3 separate regions of the Homo sapiens genome follow, and all the other regions are linked to region 2. A link is a contact called in ENCODE Hi-C data. All regions are on one chromosome and are shown on one strand. Each heading gives the region's core, a stretch centred on a gene start or an enhancer-like site at or near the end of the contact. The rest is flanking DNA. Distances are from core to core; before and after follow the strand shown. Region 1 holds the start of NDC1 (NDC1 transmembrane nucleoporin). Region 2 holds the start of FAF1 (Fas associated factor 1). Region 3 holds the start of LRRC42 (leucine rich repeat containing 42).

Evidence for each region. Hi-C counts contacts between places; a loop is a spot of excess contacts on that map. Pooled maps may share reads with other maps.
Region 1: a loop to region 2 is called in a map of CD8-positive, alpha-beta T cell, with 14 times the contacts of the local background. The contact joins the promoter of NDC1 here to the promoter of FAF1 in region 2. A Hi-C loop is called at or near these places in 2 of 168 maps with a recorded cell type or tissue (CD8-positive, alpha-beta T cell and naive thymus-derived CD4-positive, alpha-beta T cell) and 8 of 50 pooled maps.
Region 3: a loop to region 2 is called in a map of B cell, with 14 times the contacts of the local background. The contact joins the promoter of LRRC42 here to the promoter of FAF1 in region 2. A Hi-C loop is called at or near these places in 4 of 168 maps with a recorded cell type or tissue (B cell, CD4-positive, alpha-beta T cell, CD8-positive, alpha-beta T cell and 1 more), 1 of 37 single-sample maps with no recorded cell type and 10 of 50 pooled maps.

Annotation. Positions count from the first base shown.
Region 1 is chr1:53,836,888-53,839,587 of GRCh38, forward strand. It overlaps NDC1 (NDC1 transmembrane nucleoporin), which reads right to left and starts at 1,409. Exons shown (of 18, transcript NM_018087.5): 1 at 1,318-1,409. The coding sequence starts at 1,374. RefSeq lists a silencer at 1,163-1,292 and an enhancer at 1,403-1,882.
Region 2 is chr1:50,958,953-50,961,652 of GRCh38, forward strand. FAF1 (Fas associated factor 1) reads right to left here and starts at 1,315. Exons shown (of 19, transcript NM_007051.3): 1 at 815-1,315. The coding sequence starts at 859. It also overlaps a transcript of CDKN2C not described here. RefSeq lists an enhancer at 602-651 and silencers at 962-1,011, 1,122-1,281.
Region 3 is chr1:53,945,056-53,947,755 of GRCh38, forward strand. LRRC42 (leucine rich repeat containing 42) reads left to right here and starts at 1,295. Exons shown (of 9, transcript NM_001256409.2): 1 at 1,295-1,494. IFT25 (intraflagellar transport 25) reads right to left here and starts at 644. Exons shown (of 6, transcript NM_016126.4): 1 at 500-644. RefSeq lists a silencer at 541-1,610.

The DNA.
Region 1 (2,700 bases), core at 159-2,658, 2.9 Mb after region 2:
TTGGCAATGGTTTCTTAGATATGACACCAAAAGCATAAGCAACAAAAGAAAAATATAGATAAATTGGACATCAGCAATATTTAAAACTTTTTTGCTTCAGAAGACACTGTCAGCCAAGTGCGGTGGCTCACAAGTGCCAAAGGTGGCAACAACCCAAATACCCACATACTGATGAATGGATAAACAAAATATGTGGTATGTCCATACAGTGGATTATTCAGCCACAAAAAGGAATGAAGTACTCATGCATGCTAAACATACACCAGGCACGATGGCATGCACCTGATGTCCCAAATAGTTAGGCGGCTGAGGCAGGAGGACTAGTTGAGCCCAGGAGCTCAAGACCAGGCTGGAGAAGATATCGTATCTCTATTATAAAAATAATTTTTAAAAAAATTTTAGAGGCCAGGCACGGTGGCTCACGCCTGTAATCTCAGCACTTTGGGAGACCGAGGCGGATGACTCACTTGAGGTCAGGAGTTCAAGACCGGCCTGACCAACATGGTGAAACCCCATCTCTACTAAAAATACAAAAATTAGCTGGGCGTAGTGGTGCGTATCTATAATCCCCGCTCCTCGGGAAGCTGAGGCAGAACTCCTTGAACCCTGGAGGCGGGGGTTGCAGTGAGCCGACAACGCGCCATTGCACTGCAGCCTGGGCAACAGGGAGCGAGCCTCCGGCTCAAAAAAAAAAAAAGATAAGACTTACGGACCCAAAAGTTTTTAGTTTGGAATACAGGGGAGATGGCAGTGCACTGGGATAGAAGCACTTTTCCAAAAGGGATCTTTCTCCTCTTTCTCTTTGCACTCCAGAGAAGCGATGTAGTACTGTTAATTCCGTAACTTTAAGGAGGAAGTACTATTCCACTCAGCTCAGTCCCATTCTACCTTACAAAGAACACCTGCCCTGCTTACTGGACCCTAACCCCAGCCTCTACTAATGCCACATTTCTTTCCAATTCCGTGCATTCCTTCCCACTTCTTAACGAAACAAATTAAGTTATTTATTTTGCACCTACTGGATACGGTACCCTTGCGTAAAACTCCGCCTCACTCCCTATTCCAATTTCCATTCAGTCCATCCGTCCCACTCTGACCAGCTTCCTTCCACTCAGGACCCCTCTCCTACCCCGTAACCAACTTCCACTCAGGACTTCCCACAACCCTGCAATCAGTCCCCCAAGTGGTGCCTTCCCCACGCGTTCTCTCCACGCTGCCCCGGGACCGGCCCTCCCCCGCCCAGCGCGCACGCGCGATCAGAGCTTGCCCGCCCGGCCCGACCCTGGCAGTGCGTGCCACAGTGCACGCCGCACTCACGCGCCACAGTATGTCCCGCGACCTGCCGGCGCAGGGCCGGCTCACGGCCGTGGCCATGGAGATGGCGGCCCCTAGTCTAGGGCGTACAGGAGACCGTGCGCCCGCCCGCCACCGCAGTTCAAAGGCAGGAAGGCCCCAGGAGGACCCTGCTGGGTCTGCCTCAAACGCTGCCTGAGCGAAGCCCGGCCCAGGCTCCAACCCATCCCTGCGAGGCTTCGTCTGGACAAGCTCAACAGGCCAGGACTGCCGCGCAGACACGTCCCGCAAACGCGGCTGTAACTCCAGGAACCGCCCTCTGGCGACCAAACGGTCCCTTCGAAGCAGGGTCCAGCGGGGCGCCAGAAGCAGGTGGCGGCGCTGCATGCTGGGAACTGTAGTCTCGACGGCCCCCTGAGAGGAAGTAGGAGGAATGTTGCATTCTGGGACTCGGAGTTCCAAAGTACAGAATGCTGGGAGTCAAGGTCTTCCTGGAGGTGCCTTGAGGCATGCTGGGAATAGTAGTCTTTTATAAAGCCGATAACAGCCACAGTATTGATTGACTGGAATTCTTCAGTTAGAGCTAGCAAAATGATCTGCCCTCATTTCTCCCTATTACTTTATAAGTCACCTAAAAGTGAAACCAAAGGATGTGGTGGTCTTCTCCACAATAGGTACGCAGTAATTTTACTGAAATAAAAAAAAAATTCTCTAGAGATGCCTTTGGTTTCATAAAATCTGGTTTCTACTTCCAGATCTGCCACTTGCTAAATTGAATATTTTTATCTTCTCTGAGCCTCCATTTCTTCAACAGTAAGATAAGGATGAAAATAAAAATATCCTGGTGATGTTGTGAGGATGTAAATAATATGCTATACAAATGTTATCATTAATATACTGCCAGTAAGAAAAAAGGTGTTTCACCAACCCAAGTTTCACCTAATGAAGTCTTCTCAGTGCTTTAGACCTCAGTGAGATCTCTGGATGCATATCGCTAACGCCTTTTTATGCTCAATCACATGCCACAGTCAACATGCAATACTCAAGACAGAAATAGATTCAGTGATTTACTGACTAAGGAAATGCATAGGCTGGTGAGAGGAATTGAGATCACACCTACTGCTCTGCAACGTTTGCTAACAATGGCTTCCTGAATGCTTTAAGATTATATCCTATTCACTTCCAAAATCATGTTACTATCAATCATGTCTAAAGCACTGTAGGACAAACTGGGAATACAACTGATAGATCAAGTCTCTGCCGTGAAGAGATCTATCCGGTGGTGGAGAAAACTTGTAAAGAATTAGTCCAGGCCAGGCACAGTGGCTCACACCTGTAATCCCAGCACTTTGGGAGGCCAAGGCAGGAGGATCACAAGCCAGGAGTTTGAGACCAGCCTGGGCAACA
Region 2 (2,700 bases), core at 65-2,564:
AGCTCCAAGTCTTTCACAATGCATACAGTTCTACTTTCAAAGGGCCTTCCTAAGATACTTACATGTCAGTGGCACTACGACTGGGTTTATTAAGAGAACAGCCTTTACTTATCCTTTAAAGTATTCCTGGAGAAAGGACACCAACCAAGCAATTCAAGTCTGTAGGGGAGGGGAATCCGCAAATATGAATAGGTAATTTATTAAGCTTGTGAATTCATTGCAGAGATACTCTGGAATATATAGTCTTATCTGTCTCCTTGTTATCTTCTTACCCTCCAAAGATTCCAATTAGGCAAAGTCTCAAATGTTTACTCCTCTTTGAAAAGGACCTCAGTACCCCATTGTCATTGCCCTCGCCATCTCATCATTCTGCTTTTTTACTCTTCCCTTAATACAATATAAATACACCACGCCCATAACACCACACGCTCCACGCTCACACTCCATACATCTCTCCCCACAGAACCACCCAAAACATCCCATACTTAATGGTCCAACACCAATTAAAACAAAAACTCTACACGTCCCCCCATATAATACAGGAAACACTACACATTCCACACACATTGTAACCCAAGTCATTAATACCTCCAATCCCATTCAACCCGTACTTAACACATTCTACACACTCATGATAGCATATAAATTATACGCTTCTCCATAGCTCGCCACACACACACACACACGCCACGCACCGTATAAAAGCCTAAATGACACACCACTGCAGCGTTCAAACGCTGGGAAGAAGACTCCCTTGTGGCACCGGAAACCCACGAGGTTGGAAGTGGGAGGGGAAGAGGGCCAGATACTTCACCTGAAAATCCGCCAGGATCATCTCCCGGTCCATGTTGGACGCCATGGCGGCCGCCGAGTTCCGCGGCTCCGGGAGCGAAGCGCGCACCTGGGAGGCAGACGGCACCTCCTGCGACCGTCGCCGCCACCGCCGCCGCCGCCGCCGGGCGCCGAGGGGCTGGCGGGCGAGCCGGCGGGCGGGTCGGCGGGCCAGCGGGCGGGGCAGCGCGGGAAGCGCTAGGCGCTCATGCACTCGGTAACCTTCAGGCGCCCCGGCCGCCCGCCTGCAACCTGCGGAGCCCGCGTCGCAGCAGCCCGGACAGGAAGATTGGTCTGGATGTGGGTCCGGTCTTACAGTCGCGGGCCAGGATGAGGGCAGGTTGCGACAGCGCGCACCCGGATACCTTCAGCGGCGTTAAGCCCGGCGGGGGCGGGGAAACCGAGCGAGCGAGCGGGCGGGCGAACGCCGCGGCCGCCTCCGCCTCCTCCGCTTCCTCCCTGGCCGCCGCCTCCGCCCCTGGTTGGCCAGCGCCACGGCTGTCGCACATTTTGCCTGTCATCGAGGTCGCAAAGCGCCGCTTTGCGGCTCCACGTGACCACCCTCCTGTCAAGCGCTGAGCGCGCGACTACCCGGCCAGGATCTCTGCGCTGGCGGCAGAGACTGCAACCTGCAGCTGCGGAAGCTTCAAGTCTCGCAACAGGTTATTCCAGTTTGGATTTAAGCAAAGGCCTCAGGATAGCGCCTCCCCCTAGCTGAGGCGGGGACCAGATTGTGCACCTCACGTGGTTAGTCACACAAATACACACCACCCTCACAAACCAACTAAACACACTGTTACAACTCGTCTAACAAACAGCATTTCAGAAATATATGTTTTTCTCTACAATGTTTCAGCAAAATACAGCTTCATATAGTCTCTCACGCTCAACCTGTCAAAACCGAATCCACACTGTCACACCCAGTCCCAAGCTCCCTGACGTCTGCATCCTCAGACTCCGTAACACAGAAGTAACCAGACTGCCATGGTAGACATGGGAGAGACGAGGAAGCTGAGAAAGGTAAAAATCTCGTTCCAGAGAAGAGGAGGAGCATTTTTTTTAATTGATAAGGTAGTTATGAGAAATAACAACCTCGAGTTAATAGGGTTGCTCCAAAGGGGGAAAAAAGGGAAAACCTTTCTACTGCTGCAGTTATATTTGTTTTTTTAAGCTGAGACATCTTACAAATGGGATAAAACTTGAATCCAGCTTTGAATATAGTCAGTCTATTTTTATTTATTTATTTATTTATTTATTTATTTATTATTTTGAGACGGAGTCTCGCACTGTGGCCCGGGCTGGAGTGCAGTGGCGCGATCTCGGCTCGCTGCGACCTCCGCTTTCTGGGTTCAAGCGATTCTCCTGCCTCAGCCTCCATAGTAGCTGGGATTACAGGCTCCCGCCACCAAGCCCGGCTAAGTTTTTTTTGTATTTTTAGTAGAGACGGGGTTTCACTATGTTGGGCAAGCTGATCTCGAACTCCTGTCCTCGTGATCCGCCCTCCTCGGCCTCCCAAAGTGTTGGGATTACAGGCGTGAGCCACTGCACCCGGCCTATTCATTTTCATAAGAAATTATTTTGGAATATTCACCAAATATTGAAAGTTTCAACCCATGGTCAGAAATTGACAACCTCTGTAACTAAAACAGCCAAAGACTATGTACAATGAAGTGTGACAGTTTGTAATTGTCGTCCAGGTTAGAGAAAGTGTGACAGTGGAAGTTGTTCATCCTTGACTTGGGAAAATATCAGCTTCTGGATTGTCATGGGGCATTTACTTGCTTTGGAAAGTATGTAAAAGCTTGAAAATGTGAAGTAAGATTGCTGATTTTATCCTGTAGAGCTAAAATAACTAGTGAAATCATCATG
Region 3 (2,700 bases), core at 45-2,544, 3.0 Mb after region 2:
GGCCAGGGCCACGGCTTCCAAGGCAAACCAGCCCTGGCACCACCTTCTCACCTCCATCCCAAACCCTCCTCCTCAGTTCAAGGCCCTAAAGCCTCAGACTTGTGGAGGCCCGCCCCAAATTATGTAAAGAATATATAAATGCCCCCGACCTTAGGTACAATTTATAGCTAGATGTGTTACGTTGCGGCTGACAGCTTACATTACATTTTGGTAGACTAATTAATTTCGATTTACAACTGGTTTTCCCTTTTGGGGGGTCAAGACGCTATTTCTGGCCTCAAAGAGTTTCGTGGGCTGGTAGTGGCGCTTCCAGGGTCTAGAGGAAAAGGCGGGCCCGCGTCAGACCTCCCGCCGCGGCCCTTCCACGCCTCCCGCCGCGCGTCTCTTCACCACCCCTCCACTGTTGCTCCCTTCCCACCAACATCCCCGTCCTTCTGCCTTGCCCGGCCAGGCCCCCATACCCTCTGGTGCCAGCCTGCCTACCCCGCTACCCGCTCACCTGGGACTCCCGTTAGCTCTGGGCGCCGGACCTTCCGGGCTCGAAACCTCCCTTGCGCCCCGCCCCACGCAGAGCGTCCCGACCCGCAGCTCCGCCTGCTCGCCGCGGCCTCCGTGGAGTCCGGGGTCGCGCGCGCTCCAACTCTGAAATCTTCGCGCCACGCCTCCCACAAGCCCCGTCCCACCCTCAGCCCCGCCCCTTCGCCGCGGCCACCGCTGAGTTTCCGGGCGCGCGCTCCTACCCCGAGCTCTTTGCGCCACGACTCCCACAGGCCCCGCCCTGCCCTCAGCCCCGCCCCACCCCGCCACCGCGGCCTCCACCGAGTTCCCGGGCGCGCTCGCTCCACCGAGTTCCCGGGCGCGCTCGCTCCTACCCCGAGCTTTTCGCGCCACGCCTCCCAGAGGCCCCACCCCGCCTCAGCCCCGCCCCCTCGCGGCGGCCTCGGCCCCTCCTACCCCTAGCTCTTAGCGCCACGCCTCCCACAGGCCCCGCCCACAATCGGCCCCGCCCTCTCCGGCTCCCATTACTTCGCGGGCCAAGATGCGAAACCACTCCTGTGCGCCTTTCCCCAGGCCAGTCCCGGGGCGCGCGCTGCCTACCCTCCCCCAGCTCAGCTCTATCCCCGGGGCCCGCAGGACCCAGGGGACCCACCCTCCCGCGAGCACGCACGCGCAGGGCCCACCTCTGCGAGTTCCAAACCCTCGGCCCTCGGGTCGCCTGCCCTGGGCCTGGCCCCGCCTCCAGGTCCGGCCCCGCCTTCGTGCCGGGGCCCGCGCACGCGCGCCTCCCCGGCCCAGCCTTGCTCCCGCCCCCGCCGGTCCCGCGGTCCCACGGCGCCTGGTTGCCCCCAGCCCCCTCCCTCCTCCCACCTTCACTGTGTCCCACCCTTCCTAGCTTTGTGCCCGGGGTGCTGAGCCCTTCCCCGTCAGCCGGGCCGCGGGAGGAGGGAGCCGTCACCGAGGAGCTGCCGCTCGCTGCCCCGGGCAGGGGCACAGGTAGGTGGCGGCCGCGGGCCGGGCCGCTCGCGGGGCCCCGGGTTGCGTGTGGGAGCGGGGGCGGGGTGTTAGGGAGGGGCGGGGTGGGGGAGGGGACGCCCCAGAGGGACGGCGGGGCGCGGGTTGAGGGGAGGATGAGGTATACTGGTGGGGGCGATGGGTTTAAGGGTGGCGTAGGGGTGCGGGGGCAGGCTATGGGGACGTGTGAGAATTGGGGTTCGGGGCCTGGGTGGGACAGGGAGCAGGATTAGCCTGGGTGGACTCGGGGAGAGGCATGCTTGGGGAGAGAGCGGGAAGAAGGAAGGGGGAAGGGAATGGGATTTTAGGGGTTCAAGGAGGAAACGAGATAGGATAGGAATAGAGAGGGTGGGGTCTTGGGGGCAGGGAAGAAAAGTTGGGGGTGTGGAATGCCAAGTTGGGGATAGTGAGGCGTGAAGGAAGAGGGTCTTGAAGATTGAGAACAGAAGGCAAGGAAAGGGATGGAGAGATTGGGGTCCTAGGAGAGGGAAGCCCCTAGAGTGGGAAGAAGGGAAGAATAGATGGTGAAGGAGAGGAGTGGGGGGTGGAGGAGTGTGGGGAAGGAAGGGGAGGCAGGTGAAGGTTGGGAGATCGGAGGTTGGAAGGTTGGGTCTGTGGGACAGCAAGCCACCTTTCACCAGGGGCTCGGAAGGGCTGGAAGGGTCTGAAGGTTGAAAGGGGCAGGAGAGCTGGGGTGGGCGAAGGGAGTGGGGTTAGGATTTTTGGTGTGAGAAGCGCTAGAATTGGTAAGAGTGTCACGTTGTGGGAGAGACTGGCATGTTCTTGGAGGGAAGTAGGGAGCCTGAAAGGGTATGGGTGAGAAGGCAGGTAGGAAAGTGCATATTATAGGAAAAAAGTAGTGAGGAAAGTTGAAAATTGAAGAATGGGGACACACAGAACAATGAAGGTGGATTGTTGGTTATTGGTGGTTTAGAACTACCCATAGTTTAGTTTCTGTTTAGGTTTTTATGTTAGAAATTTTCCCAAGAATACTGCATTTTCAGATAAACCAAAAGTGTCTGCAGCCTTGGGATGAAGGCCATGGGTTGGCAGATGTTCTCCTGGTATATGGATGTAGCTCATTTTGGGCCTGGCTGAGGGAAGAAGGGAGGCCTCGTTGTAAATGTCCTGGCTGTGTTCCCACTAGCTCTTTCCCCAGATGTGCACTGTTTTTTTGTTTGCTTTTGT